Regions from separate parts of the Homo sapiens genome. Here region 1 is linked to region 2. A link is an interaction called in ENCODE POLR2A ChIA-PET data of the cell type or tissue named here. Cell type or tissue: Panc1. All regions are shown on one strand. Region 1 holds the start of LOC107985882 (a long non-coding RNA gene). Region 2 overlaps TTC7A (tetratricopeptide repeat domain 7A).

Region 1 (2,500 bases), 300 kb after region 2:
GAGCTGAAGCCGGGCCGGGTGCGGTGGCTCACACCTGCAATCCCAGCACTTTGGGAGGCTGAGGTGGGCAGATCGCTTGAGGCCAGGAGTTCAAGACCAGCCTGGCCAACGTGGCAAAAAACCTCGTCTCTACTAACAACACGAAAATTAGCCAGGCCTCGTAGTGCACACCTGTAGTATCAACTACTCAGGAGGCTGAGGCATGAGAATTGCTTGAGCCCAGGAGGTGGAGGTTGCAGTGAGCAGAGATCACGCCACTGCACTCCAGCCTGGGTGACAGAGCAAGATCCTGTCTCAAAACAAAAAACAAAGCACACACACACACACACACACACACACACACACACACACACACACACACAAAACAACCAAAAAATCAGAGCTGAAGGGAAAAGGCAACAAAGACTATGTGTGCAGTGAAAGGAACAGCACCCAGCCGATGGCCAGCAGACTGTGGGCTGAGAAATGAAGATCTCCACTGGGTAAAGTAAAGCTTTCACTCTTTGCTCCTAGGCACTTGCAGGGAAATGCTGCTGCTTTGTCTTCACTGAAAGTACGGGAAGGACTTTGAGGAAGCGTAAGTACAAAGTCTCCATGGTGCCCTTGTCATGTGCTAGAGCCTCTCATGAAAAAAGGCATCCATCCTTAAAAATCACATCAGTGCAGACACGGCACAGCGCCCCCTCGCCACTCAGCAGCTCCTTTCTGATGGGCACATGGGTGTTGGGGCCAGAGCCGGTCAGGTGCTCCCTCTTGCTCCAGAGGTCTTCCTCTGTCAAAGGGAATAGGCTGCTAGATAAAGAGGTCACTCTTCAATCAAGGGCCTGCCGATGTGTTTTTGATGAACTTATGAACAGAGCAGCTCTCACCCAAACACATTCTTTGGCTGAAAATAGGGGAGTGAACCCGGCATTAATGCTAACTCCTTGAGCCACTCTCTGCCTTTCCGGGCCTCAGGTAACTTGTCTGCAGAAAGCGGGGAGAGAATGTGGAGTAGATTACCTCTCGGCTCCTTGCATTTTCCTTGTTGATCCCAGGGGCTTCTGCCATAGCAAGGGTCTGGGCGGGGGACCCCCAGCTGGGGTGTGGAGGTAAGTCCAGTAAACAGGTAGAAGCAGCCAGGAGCAGAAAGCACCCTGACTGATGGGGCCCAGTGGGAGCGCGCAGGGCTGGCACCAGTGGCTCTGCTGTGCTCTGGACGGTTATTTCAGACACCCTGCTAACACGGAAAGCTGGGCGAGGCTGAGATGGCCTGGCACATTGAATTTACCTCTGTGAAAACTGAAAAAGGAAGATTTTTAAAAAAGATTATAAAAAAGACACTTCCTAGTAAGCCAGCCACCTCCTCTGCTTGTGAAAGGAGCCTGGCCCTGTTTTGGGGGGTGGTACTGAAAGGAGTGGGGGAGAAGTTGAGGCCCTACCTGGGCCCTGAGGCTCTGGGAACGCAGAGGCCATTTTCATCCAGCCTTCAGAAGTTTCCTTTTGTGGCATGACGGTGTTAAAAATATTCCTCCCTGAAGGTGCAACCGCGGCAGAGCAGATGTCCCTGACTGAGCACTTGGGAAGGAGCTATTAAAAGGAATGTAATTAGGTTGTCATCCTGGGGCCTCCGAGCCAGGCTTCCGAACGCCGTCTTTGTTGAAAGTTTTCCAGACGTCAAATATTTGCAGAACCAGGTTTACCAAAAAGGTTGTTAATTCCCAGTAGAAATGGGCTGTGTGCAGCAGAGGCAAAACAATGCTGCAGGTCAAGGTTGGCCTTTTCTGGGTCCTTTCCCCCATGTGGGTTCCATCCTAGCTCCCCAGTTCCCTCTCCCCTCCTCCTCCACACTGCCCCCTCCCCCTAATCACACTTTGCTCTTAGGGAAGCCTCTATGAGTCATTTACCCCTTAGCACTATGAATGTAAGCCCCTGAGCCCCTCTGGCACCCCCAGGAGTGTGGGATTCAGGCCTGAGCTCTGTACACTTTGGGGAACAAAAGGCTTCATCTCCTTTTATAAAATGGTTGTCATGCACTGGAGTGGAGGTGGAGGAGGGCCTTCCCAGTGACCCTGAAATTGCACTACAGGCAGCCACCTACTCCACTATGCAGAGATTGAGCCTGCCCTGATCCCAAGCTGTCTTCTACCTTGGAGGCATATCTGTTGTAATCCCTTCCCTCCCTTCTGCCTGTCATATCCTGCAGGCTCATCCATCCATCCATCTCATCTGTCATTCATTATTTATGCATCAACATTTATTGAGAGTCTGTGGCAAGAACGTGCTGAGTGGTAGAAAGAGAGCGGGAAGCATAAACAGACATAATCCCTGTCATGGATGGAGACAGCATAGACGCAGAAAGACATTCATCAGATAATTGCAGAAACAAATGTAAAATAATAGCCATGACAAAAGCAACAAAGGAGAAGGAAGTGGATGGTGCCTGGAGCATGCGTCAGAGAGGAGACCAGCCTGTCAGGAGAGTTAAGGAAGGCTTCCCAGGTGCAGTGGTGACTGAGCC
Region 2 (2,500 bases):
GGCATCAGGCATAGCTGAATCCGGGGGCTCAGCTATTGAGGTCTGTTGAGGTCTTCCTCAGCAGCTCCAGGAGTACATGGTTCTTGCAGTATGGCACCCACAAACTCAGAAGGAGAGACTGCCTGGGGAAGCTTCTCATGGACCTGGCTTGGTCTCATGCCCACCCTGGAGCCAATTGTGCCCAGCACCTAGGATACTGGGCTGGTGTCAGGGGTGGGATTTCCCCCACCTGAATCTTGTGGACTGAGATGTGGGAATGGTTCCTCAAAGGAAAACCAGGGTACGGTTATGAAAGTAGGTAAAAGGCATGGAGGCAGAGCCCCAGAGCGCAGGCAGAAATGATTCACCTCAGGTTACACCAGTAGTTGCAGGGTCAGGCTGTGGACATCGCTCTCTCTGACTCCAGCATTCAGGCTTGTTCGATTGAAGCACTCTTGCAGAGGGAGGTGAGATCCAGCTAGTTGTGGGGCCTTCACAGGCGAGCTGGGTGGTGAGCCTGAACTTGAGGATGAATCACCTACAGTTGAGGGGAAGAGGTGCCTTCCAGCAAGGGAAGGCCAAAGGGAAGCCCCGGGGGAAACAAGGGGAGGTGGCTTGTTTGGAGGTGCAGTGTAATCATACTTCTTGGAGCCAAGAGGAGGTGTGTGTGGGATGGATTGGGAATGAGTGTGAGGGCCAGGTGGGCCCCATGAGAGGGCCCAGAGCGGAGAGCCCACAGTAAGGCTCAGGGTGTCTCTCTTCACTGGGGTTTCTAGATCTTTGGCTGTGGGTCACCACACCCTGAGGTGCACCACAGCCTGTTCCCCCTCAAATCAGGCTCACCTATGGTTCAGCACTCTGTCTGGGGCAATCTTCTCTAGGGTCTGGAGCTGAGGGGTCTGGGCCCTAGACTAGGATGAAGCCTTTGTGGATCCAGGGTAACAAATCACCCACTTTTTTGTTGGTCTGAGCTCTGAGGGTTATTCCCTGGCTTTGATTGGCATCCAGGATGTTTCGGGGCCTGCTCTTTGGACATCTCTAGCTTTAGCCCGTTCAGCCTCCCCAAGCTCCGGTGGGTCTCTTCCATTTCTCTAGCACTAGCTCAGTGTGCTAAGGGCATGGAGAGTGACTGCCATTTCTCCAGCCATTCATTCTACCTTGAGCCTGGCAGACCTTAGTCATTGGTGCCTAATTTAGGGTTCACTGTGGCTCCATGGATGGAGCACAGGCCCCTTGAGAATGGGTCCTGCCCCCAGCGTCAGCCTGGCCGGCTCGCGTTCTCCTTCACCTCACACCCAGCGCCAGGGAGGTCCTGATGCCCTGACCGTGGTGCACATGAACTGTGCAGTGCAGTGACATGCTAGGTTGTGAAGCTGCTGTGCAAAGTCAAAAGGTGAAATGCCCTCAGCAGCCAGAAGGATTATGATCTGCAGATTCTCCTCTCCCCGCCCGTTGAAGATGGGCTTCTTTTTTTACTGTTCTCTTTTGGTCAGTGCAACCCCAAGGTATTCTGCTGTCACCTGGAATTGTGTGGCTGATTAAAACTTTTTAAAAAGAAAGAACACTACGCTGCTTCCAGGACAGGATATGATAGCATACTTGGTTTTTGTGTTTTTAGCCCTGGTATGGCGGGAATTCACTGTTGATTTTGGCTTCCCTCTCCAAGGGGTGTGGGCTGTGTGCCTCACATGGACAGGAGCTCAGTCCCTGTGGCACTGCTGTCTTGGCCCCAGGTGAGAGGCTGGCTTCCAGATGGAGAAGGAGGAGCAGGCTGCTAGGGGATCAGGCCTCATCCAGCCAGAGACCTGGAGCTAGTCGACACTGATGCTTTTAGCTGAGGGGTCTTGGAATTAATCCGTTTTCCCTGGATTCATTTTTTTTTTTTTTTTTTGAGACAGTCTCACTCTGTTGCCCAGGCTGGAGTGCAGTGATGCGATCTCGGCTCACTGCAACCTCTGCCTCCTGGCTTCAAATGATTCTCCTGTCTCAGCCTCCAGAATAGCTGGAATTACAGGCACGTACTACCATACCCTGCTAATTTTTTGTATTTTCAGTAGAGATGGGGTTTCGCAATGTTAGCCAGGCTGTTCTTGAACTCCTGACCTCAAGTGATCCGCCTGCCTCAGCCTCCAGGAGTACTGGAGTTACAGGCGTGAGCCACCATGCCCCGCTTAGATTTTTTATTTGTAACTCTGGAGAAGGGTTAAACCCTTACCTAAGAGGTTATTGTGAGCATCACTTGAAAATATTTTCTAAGTGCATACTTTTTTTTTTCTTGAGGTGGAGTCTTGCTCTGTTGCCCAGGCTAGAGTGCAATGGCACGATCTCAGCTCACCGCAACCTCCACCTCCCGGGTTCAAGCAATTCTCCTGCCTCCGCCTCCCGAGTAGCTGGGTTTACAGGCATGCGCCACCACGCCTGGCTAATTTTGTATTTTTAGTAGAGATGGGGTTTCTCCATGTTAGTCAGGCTGGTCTTGAACTCTCGACCTCAGATGATCCTCCCGCCTCAGGCTCCCAAA

What was found. ChIA-PET counts read pairs that join two places held together with the same protein. Peaks named below come from ENCODE experiments on the same cell type or tissue, not always from the same donor. Only the 100,000 strongest peaks of a DNase experiment are listed, where the experiment ranks them.
Region 1: POLR2A ChIA-PET joins it to region 2 with 11 read pairs; 3 of 35 experiments call an interaction of 5 or more read pairs at or near these places.

Annotation. Positions count from the first base shown.
Region 1 is chr2:47,263,712-47,266,211 of GRCh38, forward strand. The region is part of intron 3 of EPCAM-DT (EPCAM divergent transcript); the gene reads right to left. It overlaps LOC107985882 (a long non-coding RNA gene), which reads right to left and starts at 1,747. Exons shown (of 3, transcript XR_001739451.1): 1 at 1,422-1,747; 2 at 1,003-1,281. In Panc1, no CTCF peak of the experiment used is centred here; no DNase peak of the experiment used is centred here.
Region 2 is chr2:46,963,712-46,966,211 of GRCh38, forward strand. All of the region lies in intron 3 of TTC7A (tetratricopeptide repeat domain 7A), which reads left to right. Among named protein-coding and RNA genes, the nearest start is that of TTC7A, 24 kb to the left of the region's middle. In Panc1, no CTCF peak of the experiment used is centred here; no DNase peak of the experiment used is centred here.